2 separate regions of the Homo sapiens genome follow, and region 2 is linked to region 1. Evidence: read pairs that join two places in POLR2A ChIA-PET (ENCODE). Cell type or tissue: Caco-2. All regions are shown on one strand. Links, peaks and the distances in the headings refer to the core of each region. The heading gives the core; the rest is flanking DNA.

Region 1 (8,339 bases), core at 235-8,234:
TCCCAGGTTCAAGCAATTCTCCTGACTCAGCTTCCCAAGTAGCTGGGATTACAGGCGCCCACCACCATGCCCAGCTAATTTTTGTATTTTTAATAGAGACGGGGTTTCACCATGTTGGCCAGGCTGGTCTCGAACTCCTGACCTAGGTGATCCACCTGCCTCGGCCTCCCAAAGTGCTGGGATTACAGGTGTGAGCCACCACACCCGGCCGACATAGGGAGCGTTTTAAACGTAGCTTACAAATATTCACTCAAGTTCTTGGTAGTTTATAGGTGCTACTTTATTTGTGTACTTTTTGGCTTAATAAATGTTTCATTTAGGCCAGGAGTTCGAGACCAGCCTGGCCAACATGGCAAAATTCTGGCTCTACTAAAAATACAAAAATTAGCTGGGCTTGGTGGCGTGTGCCTATAGTCCCAGCTACTTAAGAGGCTGAGGCAGGACAATCGCTTGAATCCAGGAGGCAGAGGTTGCAGTGAGCTGAGATTGCGCCACTGTACTCCATCCTGGACGGCAGAGCAAGACTCTGTCTCAGAAAGTAAATAAAAAAATGAAAAATATTTTATTTAGGTATGGATATATGTAGCATACATATAAACTGATTTTCTGATTATAGAAATAATATGTATAAGTTAGCAAAAGTTTATAAAGATGAAAACAATCACTTGTAATTTACCAACTGGAAGGAAAAGTCACTGCTAATACTTTTTTTTTTTTTTTAGATGGAGTTTTGCTTTAGATGGAGTCTAGCCTTGCTCTGTCGCCTAGGCTAGAGTGCAGTGGCGTGTTCTCGGCTCTTGGCTCGCTGCAACCTCCACCTCCCGGGTTCAAGTGATTCTCCTGCCTCAGCCTCCCAAGTAGCTGGGATTATAGGCACTTGCCACCATGCCTGGCTTAATTTTTTGTATTTTTAGTAGAGACGGTTTCACCGTATTGGCCAGGCTGGTCTCGAACTCCTGACCTCAAGTGATCTGCCCGCCTTGGCTTCCCAAAGTGCTGGGATTACAGGCATGAGCCACCTTCCACACACACACACATAGATTTTGAGTTACATTATTATTGCATTGTATTATAGTATTACTGTTTTGAAAATTGCTTTAACAATGTGTCATCTAGTATTTTCCAATTTTGTTAAATACTGTTTTTTAATGTGAGTTAAGTACTCATGTATAATTCCAATATTCAAATATAATTTGTTATTCCATTTTTACTTTTGAAAAGGTAAAAAGGTACATGCAGATAGTAAAATTTTCAAATAATACACTAGGAATAGAGTGGAAAGTTTCATGCCTATCCCTGACTCTTGGTTCCCCAGTTTCTCTCCACAGGGGTATCTGCTTTTAACTTTTTTTGGATGTGTATCCAAAGATTTTGTCATATATCTATAGCATTTATGTGTGTATAGCAGTGCCTCTTTTTTTTAATGTACACATTTGTTCTTTGTATTGCACTTAAGAAAAACTTAGCAGTAAAGCTTAGATAGTGGTTTCCATCAGCATGTATCAGTTTACTTTATTCTTTTAAAAAGATATCTGCATTATTTTTTATTGTACAGATATATCATAGTTTATTTAGCCTTTCTCTTACATTTTGGCCTCAGGTCCTTTTTAACACGTTTGAAAATTGAGAACCAAAGAAGCTTTGTTTATGTGGGTTACATATATAGATGTTAAATGGATTTGAAATTAAAATTTAGAAAATTTGCCGGGCTCGGTGGCTCATGCCTGTAATCCCAGCACTTTGGGAGGCTGAGGCGGGCAGATCATGAGGTCAGGAGTTTGAGACCAGCCTGACGAACATGGTGAAACCCCGTCTCTACTAAAAATACAAAAATTAGCCGGGCGTGGTGGCACATGCCTGTAATCTCAGCTACTCTGGAGGCTGAGATTTACTTGAGAATTGCTTGAACCCGGGAGGCGGAGGTTGCAGTGAGCCAAGATTGCCCCACTGCACTCCAGCCTGGACGACAGGGCGAGACTGTGTCTCAAAAAAAAAAAAAAAGAAAGAAAATTGAGAAAATTTAAAAATATTAATTCATCAAAATAACAATAATCCACTGTATGTTAACAGATTTCTGTGAAAATTAACTATTTTCCAAAATGAAATCTAATGAGAAAAGTACTGTTATTTTTGCACATTTGCAAATCTTTCTGGCCTAATAGAAGAAAACTTTATTGTCATATCTGGTTCTTCATTCAGTCTTTGGTGCTATGTTGTTTTGGTTAAAGTATTTGAAGAACATCTGGCTTTATACACATGTAATTAAAGGGGAACTCATGGACCCCTGAAAAGGTCTCATGGACTCACAGGAGTCCTGGGACCACAATTTAATCAGTCCCCTGTTGATTGGAATTCAGGTTATTTATAGTCATTCGATATACAGAGCATGCTGCACTGAATGTCCTGGTAAATGTGTCTTTCAACAAATGTTTGAGTGCCAGGCAATCTTGGCTTGTGGGATGCAAAGAGGTGAAACAAGGTCTGTTCCTGAAGGAGCTGCTGTTTTTTGGTGGAGGCAGGCAGTCAGACAGGCAAGCAAACAAGAAGAAAATAACACAATTGGGCTGGGTGTGGTGGTTCATGTTTGTAATCCCAGCACTTTGGGAGGCTGAGGCTGGAGGATTGCTAGAGACCAAGTGTCCAAGACCAGCTTGGATAACGTAGCGAGACCTCATCTTTACTAAAAATAATGTAAGAAAATTAGCTGGGTGTGGTTTTACACACCTGTAGTCTCAGCTACTCGGGAGGTTGAGGTGGGAGGATCACTTGAGCCCAAGAGGTTGAGGTTGAAGTGATCTGTGATCATGCCACTGCACTCCAGCCTGGGCAACAGAGCAAGACCCTGTCTCTGAGAAAAAAAAAAATTAACTGAGGCTGCAAGATGTGCATGCTTACAGAAGAGGCAGCTAACCCAGCATTTAGGAGGAGGTGAGATTTGGGAAGGCTTTTTAGAGGAGGCGATTCCTGAGCTGAGTTTTGACAAATGAGTACAGCTACAAAAAGATGGCATGGTCATTGTCACAGCATACCTGAAACTCCTCTTGTAGAGTTTGTTTATGGTCCACAAGAGGTCCTTGCTTTTATGGCTTGGCCTTACCTTTTCTATTATCATTTTAGTCCGCATCCATCTCTAATGATATTGTCAAAGGAAAGGGTTATCATGCCTGCCCCATATCACCTTTCCAGCCCTCATTGCTTGTGCTTGCCTTTAAGATATACATACACATAGTGGCATTGTAGTATATGCATTTAAACTTCGGCTTTTAACTTCTGGAACTGAAGGATGGCAAACAATCCTAAAACTAGTAAATTGGGCTTCAAGCTGTTAACTATAAATTCACCCATTCTGAAAGGCATGTTGAATTACCTGTTCCCTTCAAAATCTACCAAGTAAATTGTTAAATGGTATTATATTATGCTAGTCTGCTCTTTAACAATCTGTATTGGTGCATATTGTGAGAAGGTTTAAGGAGTTGGAAATTTTGTAAGTTTTTTAGATGATGTACTTTCACAATGGACAATGAATCAGATATTTCAACCATGTATTTTCCTTTAGCAAACTAGATTTTTTTTTTCTTTGAGGCGGAGCCTCAGTCTGTTGCCCAGGCCGAAGTGCAGTGGTGTGATCTTGGCTCACTGCAACCTCTGCCTCCTGGGTTCAAGCGATTCTTGTGCCTCAGCCTCCCGAGTAGCTGGGACTACAGGCTCCTGCCACCATGACCTGCTAAATTTTTTTTTTGCATTTTTAGTGGAGACGGGGTTTCACCATGTTCGCCAGGCTGGTCTTGAACTCCTGACCTCAGGTGATCCACCTGCCTAGGCCTCCCAAAGTGCTGGGATTACAGGTGTGAGCCACTGCACCCGGCCCAAACTAGATTTTTTTTAAAAAAGCATGAGTAGATAATAGAGGCTTTTGGATTACTCTGTGTATTTTACCCCCTCCACTTGATGTTTAAGCTCTCAGGTTGGCCTTTAAGACATAGTACAAAAGGTCTTGTTTGTACAGCTTCATGTAGTTGAATTTAAATGGCTGATGTTATATTTTAACAGTCTCACCTCTAAGTTCTGAGAGTTTTTGTACTAGTTAAACAACAGATCCAGGAGCAAGCATCCCTTACTTAGCCAGACAGATAATACTGAAATAATGCAGAGTCATTCTTGTTTATCATCTAACTTCCAAGAAGCTAGAAATCAACTATTTTCTGATCTTCAGCACCTTCTGTCTGGGCAGCAGTAACCTGTAACCCTGGCATTTTATAATTCTTGTGACTTGGTCATAACCAACATTTGCAGGGGGCGAAGCAACTGCCAGGCCCTGGACTGACTAATGAATGCAAATTATCTCTAATTCCCACACAGATCTCCAGAGCAGTTTTTGTTATATCATTTGCTTTACAAATAAATAAATGGCCTCAGAAAGGTTGAGTAACTAACTTGGTCAGGTACAGTGGCTCACGCCTGTAACCCAGCACTTTGGGAGGCCAAGGCGGATGGATCACTTGAGCCCAGGAGTTAGAGACCAGCCTGGGCAACATGGCAAGACCCTGTCTCTACAAAAAATAAACAGAGTTAGCCAGAGTGGTGGCGCATGCCTGTAATCCCAGCTACTTGGGAGACTGAGGTGGGAGGATTGCCTGAGTCCAGGAGGCTACAGTGAGTCTATAGTGAGGCTACAGTGAGCTGTGTTTGAGCCACTGCACCCCAGTCTGGGCAACAGAGCGAAAACCTTCTCAAAAAGAAAAAAAGTTGGCCGGGCGTGGTGGCTCATGCCTGTAATCCCAGCACTTTGGGAGGCCCAGGCAGGTGGATCACAAGGTCAGGAATTCGAGACCAGCCTGGCCAATATGGTGAAACCCCGTCTCTACTAAAAATACAAAAATTAGCTGGGCATGGTGGTGTGCGCCTGTAGTCCCAGCTACTCGAGAGGCTGAGGTACAAGAATCGCTTGAACCCAGGAGGCGGAGGTTGTAGTGAGCCAAGATCGTGCCACTGCATTCCAGCCTGGGCAACAGCGCCGAGACTATGTCTCCAAAAAAAAAAAAAAAAAAAAAGTTGAGTGACAAATATGTGGCTTCAGAAAGGTTGAGTAACTTGTCCTAAGTCAAACAGCTAGTTAAAGAGAAACTAGCGTTCAAACCTGGGGCTCCATAGCTAGGATTAAACTTCTTCCCATTATGTCGTGCTGACATCTGAGTACTCTAGAAACTAGTGAAATACTCATGTCTTATAAATGCCATGTAGGGACAGTGTGTCTTAGTCTGTTTGTGTGGCTATAACAAAATACCTGAGATCAAGTAATTTATAAACAACAGAAATGTATTTCTCACTGTTCTGGAGGCTGGGAATTCCAAGATGAAGGTGCTGGCAGGTTTGGTGTCTAATAAGGCCTGTTGACTGCTTCCAAGGTTGCACCTTGAACTTTGTATTCTCACATGGCAGAAAGGATGGAGGAGGAAAAGGGCTAAAGGCCACATTAAGCTTCTTTGATTTTATTTTTTCTAATTTTAAAAATTTTCCACTAGAGACAGGGTCTCACTTTATTGGCCAGGCTGGTTTTAAGCTCCTATACTCAAGCAGTTCTCCTGCCTCAGACTCCCAAGGTGATGAAGCCTCTTTTATAAGACACAAGACTTAAAACAAAAACACAAAAACAATAAATTAAGTTTTTTTTTGGAGATGAGGTCTTGCTCTGTTGCTCAGGCTAGAGTGGAGTGGTGCAATATTGGCTCACTGCAGCCTGGAACTCCTGGGCTCAAGCAGTACTCCTGTCTCATCCTCCAGAGTAGCAGGGACTACAGGCGCATGCCACCACACCTGGCTAATTTTTAAATTTTTGGTAGAGACAAGGTCTCACTATATTGCCCAGGCTGGTCTTGCATTTCTGGCCTCAAGTGATCTGCCTGCATCGGCTTCTCAAAATGCTGGAATTACAGGTGTGAGCCACCACACTGCAGGGGAGGAGCCCTTATGACCACTTAAAGGCCCCACCTCTTAATACTATCACATTGGTTATTAAGTTTCAGCATATGAATCTGGGGGGCACGTTCAGACCCTAGCACCATGGATAGCAGGGAACAAGTATGCTGAGGCTCAGAAGGCCCTTTAAGGGTAGGATAGAGGGATGTACTTTTTGTTGTTGTTGTTCTGTCCCTAAAACATTTTTTTTTAAAAAACCTAAAAAAGGAAGCACTGACTTCCTCCTCCCATGATCAAAAGGACCAAAGGGGGTCAAAAATAGAAGCCATTTGGTTGTGAGGAGGTAGAAATTGCTTTTCATCATAATGGTAAGAGTTCAGGAATAATGCCTGAACTTGGTGTTATTTTATTATTCATTTGTCCCATTTGTCACATGTCCCAGCATTAGGTATGGGGAGGCGTGCAAAAAAGTAAAACTTGTTCTCTGTCTTTGAGGTACCGACAGTCTAGGGTTTGAGCTCTGAGTTCTACATTACGTTCCCAGGAGGCATGGCGGTGCGCATGCATGCAGGTAGAGCATGGGGGTCATAGACAAGGCAGCAAGGAGTGCTTTGTTCACATGTACCTTTTGCCTGTAATGCCTTTCACACTTCTTTAATCTCTCGAAGTCCATTTCTACTCTCATTGCTTCCATGAAGCCTTTCCACACCTGTTGCAGCTACAGGTCATTTTCTTCTCTAAAATTCTCTCATACCCATTGGTACCTTTAATTTGTTATTCATTATCTCTTGTAAGATGTTCTATTTCATAATTTCAGTTATTGTCTGTTGCCATTTGAATAGTAATTTTTTTTCATGACGGTTCAGTTCAACTAATGTTTTAATAGGCTATAACGAGAGGAGAGGAGACAGAAAAAAATAAGACACCTCATATACCTTATGCCTTGTACCTGATATCTTCTGGAAGTACTCTAAAGAAAATGAGATAGTACAGTGAGGAAGAGTGGGAAGACTACTTGAGATTGTGGCGTTAGAGGCCTCTTTGAGGAGGTAATATTTAAGCTGAGCTCTGAATAAGGGTAGGAGTCAGGCGTGTGAAGATTTGGTAGCAGGCCGGGCACGGTGGTTCACACCTGTAATCCCAGCACTTTGAGAGGCCGAGGCAGAAGGATTGCTTGAGGCTAGGAGTTTGAGACCAGCCTGGGTAACAGAGTGAGACCCCGTCTCTATAGAAAATAAAAATAAAGTTAGCTGGACGTGGTGGTGCAGGCCTGTAGTCCCAGCTACTGGGAGGCTGAGGTGGATCACTTGTGCCCAGGAGGTGGAGGCTGCAGTGAGCTATGGTCACACCACCGCACTCTAGCCTGGGCGATACAGTGAGAAGTGTCTTAAACAAGAAGATTTGAGGCAGAGGAAGCAGTATGTGGAAAGAGCCTAATATAGGAGTGAACTCTCAGTAAGTGGAGAGGATGCGGGAGGAGGCTTGTATCTTGAGCACTGTAAGTGGGGAGGAGATGGTAGAAGCGGAGGCTGGAAAGGTAGGTATAGGGCCTTGAGGCATGGCCAGGAGTTTGGGCTTCATTGTAACTGGATGAGAATCCATGGAAGGTTTTCAGGTTGTTACTTTTATTTTTTATACGTAACAGCTATACTGAATATAAAATTTGCATACAGTAAAATTTATTCTTTAAAAGTGTACAACTCAGGGCCGGGCGCAGTGGCACACACCTGTAATCCCAGCACTTTGGGAGGCTGAGGCGGGCAGATCACAAGGTCAGGATATTGAGACCATCCCGGCTAACACGGTGAAACACCAACTCTACAAAAAAAAAAAGTGTAAAAATCAGAGGTTTTCCTATATTTTACAGAGTTGTAAAACGATCACCACTATCTAATTTCAGAACATTTTCATTTCTCCAGAAAGAAACCCTATACCCATTAGCAGTCACTCCCCATTTCCCCCTTGCCCCAGCCCTAGGCAGTTACTACTCTAGTTCTGTTTGTATGGATTTGCCTATTCTGGATAGTTGTATGTTAATATATGTGACTTTTTGTGTCTGGCTGCTTAGCATGTTTTCAAGGTTTATCTATATTGTAGTGTGTATCAGTACTTTATTCATTTTTATTGCCAAATAATTTATTGAATGGGTATACCACATTTTGTTTACCCATTCATTCCTTAATGGACACTTGGGCTGTTTCCTGCTATGGGACATTTGTATGTAAGTTTTTGTATGGATGTAAATGTTCATTTCTCTTGGGTATATACCTAAGGATAGCAATACAGGTTCATTTGGTAACTCGACGTTTAATAGTTTGTGGAAGTGCCTGTTATCCAAAGCAGCTGCATCATTTTACCTTCCCACTAGCAATGAATGAAGGTTCGTTTCTTCTCATCGTCAACTTTTACCTTCTGATAAAAGA
Region 2 (8,339 bases), core at 122-8,121, 1.4 Mb before region 1:
AGAAGGGCAGAGGAACAAGATTTCAAATCCCTCGGATATGAAGGTCTGGGCACCCTCACCAGGTAAGCTATCTAAACCTGCAGAGGCAGTAGCTGAGACTGAGGGGAGTGATAGGAGACGAAGAAGATGCTGAGTATCTGTTTTGTCCTTGGGATCAGGTGCAGCAGGCAACACATTAGTTTACAGCATTAACCTTCCTCTTTTAAGTTTCTCTAGAAAAAGAGGTCCACTAGAATCCTAAAAGATCTGCTTTCAGGACACACACCAAAGGAGTGGATCTGAGCAACATGAGGCATGGACTGGCATGGATGTTGTGGCGCCCCAGCCAAATTCTGTCTCCCCACCCCCAGGATCAAAGCACTCATTCCCCCAGCTACTAAGAGTGTTGACCATTGACAGCATATGGCTGAGTCCAGTCCCAGAGGCTGCCCTCAGCTGAAGAGAGTTGCCTCGCTCAATGCCACACACCTTCCTTAAGGGCAGCCCTGAGCATAATGGGTCATTGCTGCGTGGTCATAAAAGCTCAGCCCCATTGCCCCAATTAGGAACAATGCTTCAGGGCTCTTCAAACACCAGAGCTCTCTATGGAATGGGATGAGGGCTTTTGTGTGACTGCGTCACCACCCAGCTTCACTCTGTGCCCAGTCCTATTCCTTTGCTTCTTCCGCAGATCGCAGTTCTGAGAACCCTCCCAAGTGAGTTTTCAGCATGCTAATCTTTTACTCAGAGTCTGTGTTCCGGAGAACAGGGAGGCAATACAAAGCAACCTGCAGTTCCAAACAACAATAAATTCCAAGCTGGATAATCAAAAAATATGTATATATTAATATATATGTGGAGATATATGTATAGGCAAATCATGGCAAAACTTCAGAAAATCAAAAAAGATATTTAGAGATGGGAAGAAGGAAAAGATAATGTCAGAAAGGCAAAACTTTTCTCAATAGAGCAGCAATTTTTCTGAGGGCTGACTTCTCTAGAGAAAATATTGAAGCCAGAAAAGGGTGAAATGAAATGGTCAATGCAGTGACATAAAATAACCTAGAATCTCATACCCAGGAAAATAACCAGTCAAAAATAAGGGCAAAATACGAACGTTTCAGAAAAAAACAAAAATACAAAGTTTACAAACAACAGACACTGAATAAATGTTTGTTAAGGAATATATCTCAGACAGAATAGATGGAGGGTGCAAGGACAGATGGTGAATGTGTATTTTGGCAAATTTACAGATAAAACTTAAGAAAACGTTTAATTTATGAAATGATAATAATGTCTAGTGTCTGTTGGGGGCAAAGAGCCTAGAATAGACAAAAGTAGCATGTGAATTTAGAGGAGTGGGAGATCAGATTTAAGGCACCCTGAAGTCATAGTATGTTTGGGGAAAAAAATACTATTTAAACTTTGTCCAAAAGAATGACATAGCACTTTAATTAATTAATTCCAAACTTGTAGGGGAAGAACTAGGATGGGGAAGAGAAAAAATGCAGTCAATCCAAAGGAGGTAGGAAGGGTGGGTGTAAAACAGGAAAGGCAGAATGAATAGAAGGATAAATAGAAATAAGAGAGTAGACATAAATCCAAATAAGTCAGTAATCAAAATAAGGGGAAAAAATTCTGGGCATAGTGGTGTACCCTTGTAATTCTGACTACTTGGGAGGCTGACGTGGGAGAATTGCCATAGCTCAGGAATTCAAGATCAGCCTGGCCAATATAGCAAGACCCCATCTTGAAAGAAAAAGAAAGCAAGAAGGAAGGAAGGAAGGGAGGGAGGAAAGAAGGAAGGAAGGAGAAGAAAGGAAGAAAGAAAGAGGGGAGGGAGAGAGAGAAGAAAGAAAGAAAGAAAAAGAAAGAAAGAAAGAAAGAAAAAGAAGGAAGGAAGGAAAGAAGGAAAGAAGAAAAAGAAAGAAAGGAAATAAGAAAGGAACGTGGTGGCTCACGCCTGTAATCCTAGCACTTTGAAGACTGAGGCGGGTGGATCACGAGGTCCAGAGATTGAGACCATCCTGCCCAACATGGTGAAACCTCGTCTCTACTGAAAATACAATAATAATAATAATAAGCTGGGTGTGGCCGTGCGTGCCTGTAGTCCCAGCTACTTGGGAAGCTGAGGCAGGAGGATTGCTTGAACCCGGGAGGTGGAGGTTGCAGTGGGCCAAGATTGCACCACTGCATTCCAGCCTGGGGACAGAGCGAGACTCTGTCTCAAAAAAAAAAAAAAAAAAAAAAAAGATAAAGAGAAAGAAAGAAAAGAAAGCAAGCAAGAAAGAAACAGAAGGAAAATGGATTAAGCTGTCTTGTTAAAGCACCAAGACCCTCATACCGCATAGAAACAAACTCCAGCTATGTCCTTTCTATAAGAGACTAACTAAATAAAATACAAGGACAAAAAAAGTTTGAATGTCAAAGCCTAGAAAAAATATGTCAGGAAAATATTAACCAAAAGAAAGCAGGCCAACAAAACAAAACAGACTTTGAGGAAAAAAGCATTTAAAAAGATAAAATCACTACATAATGGTAAGAGTTTCGATTTGTTAGGAACATAACAGTTGAAAACTTATATTTACCTAATAATACACCTTCAAAATATAGAAACAAAAACGGTTTGATCTATGAAGAGGCATTAACAAATCCTTCACTATTTTAATACAGCTTTCTTGGTTATTGCTAGATCAAGTAGAAAACAATGTTGGCAAAGATATTTGAGATTTGAACAGCATCATGTAAAAGCTTTCAGGACACTGCTTTGATTTATCATCTCCCCCAGGTCTCCACTTCACCTCATAAACATTCCCATCGCTCTTGTCCTGACTTTTTCGTTCACACATCTCAGGGTAGTCCTTGATTTGTGTCTGCGCCACCAGTTTTATTATCTGCCTCTGGTTTGCGGCTTTACTCATATTCTCAATTTTGCCTTCATAGTTTCTTAAGCAAGATTTCTCTCTTCCAGTATCTTAGCCAAAGAGAAGCCTAAGCAGGGCTAGACTTTAACCCCCTTGTCTTCCTCAAATTACAAAAGGAGTTGGGGGACAGGTTCAGACATCATATAAATGTTAGTGCTTGGCACATGTTAGGTAAGTGCTCATAAATGTATGTAGAACAAAAGCAATAAATATTAACTTATTTGAAGGATTTTTCTCCCAGCATCATTTACTTCTAGATCAAAGTGCTTAGTCATATCAGACCCTAATCCCTAAATGCACAGAGCTTTGTCCATTTTCCTTCTCCCAGCCCTGCATCCCTACACATTCCAGGTCTTTATCTTTCTTCTCTAGTCCCTACCTCCTACAACTTAGTGCCAACCACAGAATGACAGAGGCTGGGGATGGTTCTTCCAGTAGAGCTCATGGCAGAGACAGCAGTGGTATATGGAAACTACCTCATATGCAGCGCTCTCCCAGCTGACAGCCTTCTTAGAAAATGAGAATTCATCTGGCAATAAATAACAAGGGCTACAGAGCTGTTCCTACTCTTTGACCCAGTAATTCCACTTCTGGGAATTTTCTCTAAGGAAATAACTTAAGGGGGAAAAAAATCCATCTGTCTAAAGATGTTCACAGCAGATCAATTCATAAGAAAGGAAAACTGGAAACAATCCAAATTCCCAGTATTGGGGAAATGGCAGGCAGATTGTGACACAGTATCACAATGGAATACACTATAGCTATTACAAAGGGCAGTTATATGCACTAGGCCAATTCTTGGAAGTGTACTTGTGAAGTTACATTCTGAGAGAGCAGCGTACCCGAAAACTCACCATTTATTGTCTATTGCTTGTAAGACACTCCAAACCTGGTTCTAAGGATGATGAAACTGAGGCTCGAGGCGTTTATTGCCCTGCCTGGAGAGAAATTGGAATTCAAGACTGGATCTCTCTGATGCCAACGTCCATGTCCTCCTATACATGTAGCTTCCAGCTGTGTCTAATTTTCCAGCGAAATGGAAAGGGAACAGAGAGTGATCCAAGCAGATTAGAGTTCTGTTTTTTGATTTTTTTTGAGACGGAGTCTTGCTCTGTCGCCAGGCTGGAGTGCAATGGCGCGATCTTGGCTCACTGCAACCTCCGCCTCCCGAGTTCAAGAGACTCTCCTGCCTCAGCCTCCCGAGTAGCTGGGACTACAGGCAGCCGCCACCACGCCCAGCTAATTTTTGTATTTTTAGTAGAGATGGGGTTTCACCATGTTGGCCAGGATGGTCTCGAGCTCTTGACCTCGTGATCTGCCCACCTTGGCCTCCCAAAGTGCTGGGATTACAGGTGTGAACCACTTCACCCTGACTAGAGTTTATTTTTAATTGTCTTAATAATGGTAAATGTTTAAAATTTTTTTAAAAAGAGGAATGAAACAGATCTGTCTCATGAAGACCAGGCCCGACCATAGCTCGATCCAAGGGTCTGTGCCAGGTAGACACCCACATTACCTATCTGTCTCCATTATATACCCAAATACCCTGAGAGGCTTGTTCAGTGCGCACATGCTTTCTTCCCTGAACCCCTGCTCTGCATTCAAACTTTATGTCTGTGACACAGTGAGCTACTGCTTGTGGTAGAAATATGGATATTTATTTTTGGTTTGTTTGGAGCCAGAAAGAAAGATTGAAAATCACTGGTTAAAATATTGTCCTCAAAAGGTCCATGTGAAAACCCAGGAGCTTGTGACACAAATGAGAAGAATGAATGTTTTCCAATTTTCAACATATGACTTGATATAGGCACACTGGGTAAAATGGAAGATGCTTGGGTTTTGTGTGAATTTTGGAGTAAGAGTGATTTAGGTTCAAGTCTTGGCCCAATTGTAATTGTGGGTAAGATCTATTTTATTTTATTTTTTAAAATTTTTATTTATTTATTTATTTATTTATTTATTTATTTAGAGATGGAGTTTCACTCTTGTTGCCCAGGCTGAAGTACAATGGCACGATCTTGGCTCACCGCAACCTCTGCCTCCTGGGTTCAAGTGATTCTCCTGCCTCAGACTCCCCAGTAACTGGGATTACAGGCATGCACCACCACGCCTGGCTAATTTTGTATTTTTAGTAAAGATGGGGTTTCTCTGTGTTAGTCAGGCTGGTCTCGAACTCCTGACCTCAGTTGATCCACCCGCCTCAGTCTCCCAAAGTGCTGGGATTACAGGCGTGAGCCACCGTGTCTGGCCAAGATCTATTTTAAACACACCCACACACCCCTGGCATTTGCCCTTAGAAACTGTTAGAACAACATGTCTACCTTGCCCTTTACCTTGATATCGTTGAATTTTGCCACTGACAAAATGTCCTGGTTCTTGGGCTAATGATGTCTCAACGAAAGATAAGGATTAGAAATACTTTGTTTCTAAAGATCTTCTGTTCTTTAGCTGATGCCTGCGTTTCTGTTCCTTGTCCTTCCCTAGTACATTCACCAAGCAAAGTTGCAATGGCAGGAGCCCTTCTGGCTTCTCCTAGGGCCACCTGCACCTGCCTGCAGTCCAGATGGCTGACTTCCCCACTTCCTCCTTCATTACCTCTCATTAGAGAAGCAATTGGACCACAGGTTTGGACTGACCAATGAATAAAGGGCAAGGGGCCACTTCAAGGTATTTTTAGTCTTAAAGAAACTATAAAACCAACCAAGACACAGCAATGGGAGGACTCCAGGCTCGAAGGCAGTAGGCCCAGAGGACAGCTCGGCATGAGTGCACCAGCTTCAGAGTTGTGCTTCTTGGCTGTTCTTCAGAGTCAGCAGTTGTTCCCTCAATGACTTTGCAGAAGTGGCAAGATGAGGTTGGTGGGGAGAGACAAGCGGCATGGGTTTGTAAGACCCTTACTGTCAGCTGACCCACCCGCCCTGCTAGGTTCCGGCTGCCGTGACCACAGCCTTCTAGTTAAAAGTAATACTTTTCTTCATATTTTATGGCAGATAGTTGGGATTTTGACTTTGCCATTGCAAATACACAGAAAGGAAACAATAACCCCAGGGGTGAGGAGCGGGCAGAATAATTCAAGATATTAAAGTCAGAACTGGGTCACTGGGCAGGAATTAGAAGAGGGAGCTTGTGCTGTACAGACCTCTAGGAGCTACCAGCAAATACAGTGCTTACTTGCACTGTGACTTTGAGCCAGGTGCTTAACCTCTCTGACCTTGAGGTTCCTTATCTGTAGAATGGGCTAATCCTTCCCATGATGCAGAGTTGTTATAAATATTAGAGAAAATGTGTCCAACATACCTGGCTATTAGTGCCCAGAGTGACCTTAATATGGAAATAGCATCTGGTCAGAATGAAGGGTCCCACCCTCCATGTGCCCTGAACACACAGATAGTATAACTACAACCATGCACTATCCCACCATATTTTAATGGCATGCGGTCTTTCTCACTGGTGTGTAAACTGTGAGGAGAGACTAAGATTCATCTCTGTGTCCTCAGGGTGTGGCTGGTACCTGGCACCATGTCAGGCTCAGAGTGGATATTTTTGTACTTTGAAATTGTAAATTAGTATTTAGATGATGAAAACCCCTCATTCTTTCTCTCTTTCCTCTGCATTTGCCTCTTTTGTTTCTTAAATGTAAAGGAATTTAAACCAAATAGGCTTTTTGTGATCAGATTGGGCTAGGCTGTGTTTCAGTAACAGCCCACTCTGAAATCTCAGTGGCTTAACTTAACAAAAGTTTATTTCTGACTCATGCAAAGTCCCCTGTGGTTATGGGCGACTCTCCAGGGCAGCTGTTCTCCATACAGTGGCTCAGAAACCCCAGGCGCCTTTGATCCGGTGGCTCCATCATCTCAGCACAAGGCAAAGCGAGAGCCCCTGGAGAGCTGCACCCTCCAGGCTGTGCTTCAGCCCAGAAGTGCTACCTGTCACTTCCCTGCAGAGCCCCTTGGCCAGACGTAGTCACGTGGCCACATCTAACTGCAAGATAGCTGGGAAGAGTAGTTTTCAGTGTGCCCAGGATGGAGAGCTGAACTGGATCTTAAGGTGTCCTAATCATGCCCAGTGTAAGGGCTCAAGCTAAAATGCAAAACAACCAAAAGCAAAAGTGGAAAAATCACCCACATTTGTTGTTCCTTTTATGAAACATACATTTACTTATTTATCCAATGAATATTTGTTGAAAACCTATAAGGTACCAAGCATTGCTCTAAGTACTGGGGCATAGTGGTGAATAAAAAAGGTCCCTGACATCATGAGCTTATATTCTGTTGGGGAGTGACAAACAATAAATAGGTATATAAACTCTCAGATGGTTATATGTGCTATGAAGGAAAATAATAAAATAGGGTAAAAGGATAGAAAAGGAGAGAGGAAGTTACTATTTTGGATGTGGTAGTAGAGGAAGTCCTTTCTGAGAAGAGACTTGATGAAGTAAGAGATGACATGCCAGTACATGAGGTGGAGGAGAGGAGACTTTGTTACAGTCAAAGGGAAGACTCAGTGCAATGATTAGTTCAATCATTTAGTTCATTAATTCATCAAACATTTATTGAGCTCTTACCACTGTGCCAGACATTCTCTAATAGAGTTGGTGATATAAATGTGAATAAAACCCAGATGGCAGCCTCCAGAAGTCCACAGTTCAGTAGGGGACATAGATGTGCAAGCAAATATATATACTAAGAAGTAAGGAGTCAGATAGGACACAAAAGAAAGTGAAGTTTCCGTTTGGTTGGAGAGGGTCAATGAAGATGTTATACAAGAGGTGACTTAATAGTCTAAAGTAGAAATTAAGAAAGTCAGCGATTAAGATAGAAATGTTGTATGCATTATTTATTTCTTTATAACACAATACCCCCAAACTATGGCTTAAACCATATTTTTTTATTTCTCATGATTCTGTGGATTGGCTGGGCTCTGCAAGACCATTCTCCTGGCACATCTGGTATTAACCAGGTCACTTGTGTGAATACATTCAGCTAGGAATCTGGAAGGGCTGAATATCCAAGATGGCTTTATTCCCATGTCTGGTGCCTCACTGGGGGTGGCTGGAACATCTGGGGATGACTGGGCCTCTCTCTCTCCCTATGTGAGGTCTCTTTTGTAGTCTAACTTGAACTTCTTTACATGGTAGATGAATCCCAAGAGAATGAACAAAGGCTGCAAGGTCTCTTAAGAACTGGAAGTTGGCCGGGCGTGGTGGCTCACACCTGTAATCCCAGCACTTAGGGATGCTGAGGCGGATGGATCACCTGAGGTCGGGAGTTCAAGGCCAGCCTGACCAACATGGAGAAACCCCATCTCTACTAAAAATACAAAATTAGCCGGGCATGGTGGCACATACCTGCAATCCCAGCTACTCAGGAGGCTGAGACAGGAGAATCGCTTGAACCCGGAGGCGGAGGTTGTGGTGAACTGAGATCGTGCCATTGC

What was found. ChIA-PET counts read pairs that join two places held together with the same protein. Peaks named below come from ENCODE experiments on the same cell type or tissue, not always from the same donor. Only the 100,000 strongest peaks of a DNase experiment are listed, where the experiment ranks them.
Region 2: POLR2A ChIA-PET joins it to region 1 with 5 read pairs; 1 of 35 experiments calls an interaction of 5 or more read pairs at or near these places.

What each region holds. Positions count from the first base shown.
Region 1 is chr1:65,154,940-65,163,278 of GRCh38, forward strand. All of the region lies in intron 1 of AK4 (adenylate kinase 4), which reads left to right. Among named protein-coding and RNA genes, the nearest start is that of AK4, 11 kb to the left of the region's middle. In Caco-2, for the core only: no CTCF peak of the experiment used is centred there; a DNase peak (open chromatin) is centred at 3,862.
Region 2 is chr1:63,707,692-63,716,030 of GRCh38, forward strand. The region is part of intron 1 of LOC105378771 (a long non-coding RNA gene); the gene reads left to right. Among named protein-coding and RNA genes, the nearest start is that of ROR1, 62 kb to the right of the region's middle. RefSeq lists an enhancer at 6,383-6,884. In Caco-2, for the core only: no CTCF peak of the experiment used is centred there; DNase peaks (open chromatin) are centred at 2,976 and 3,280.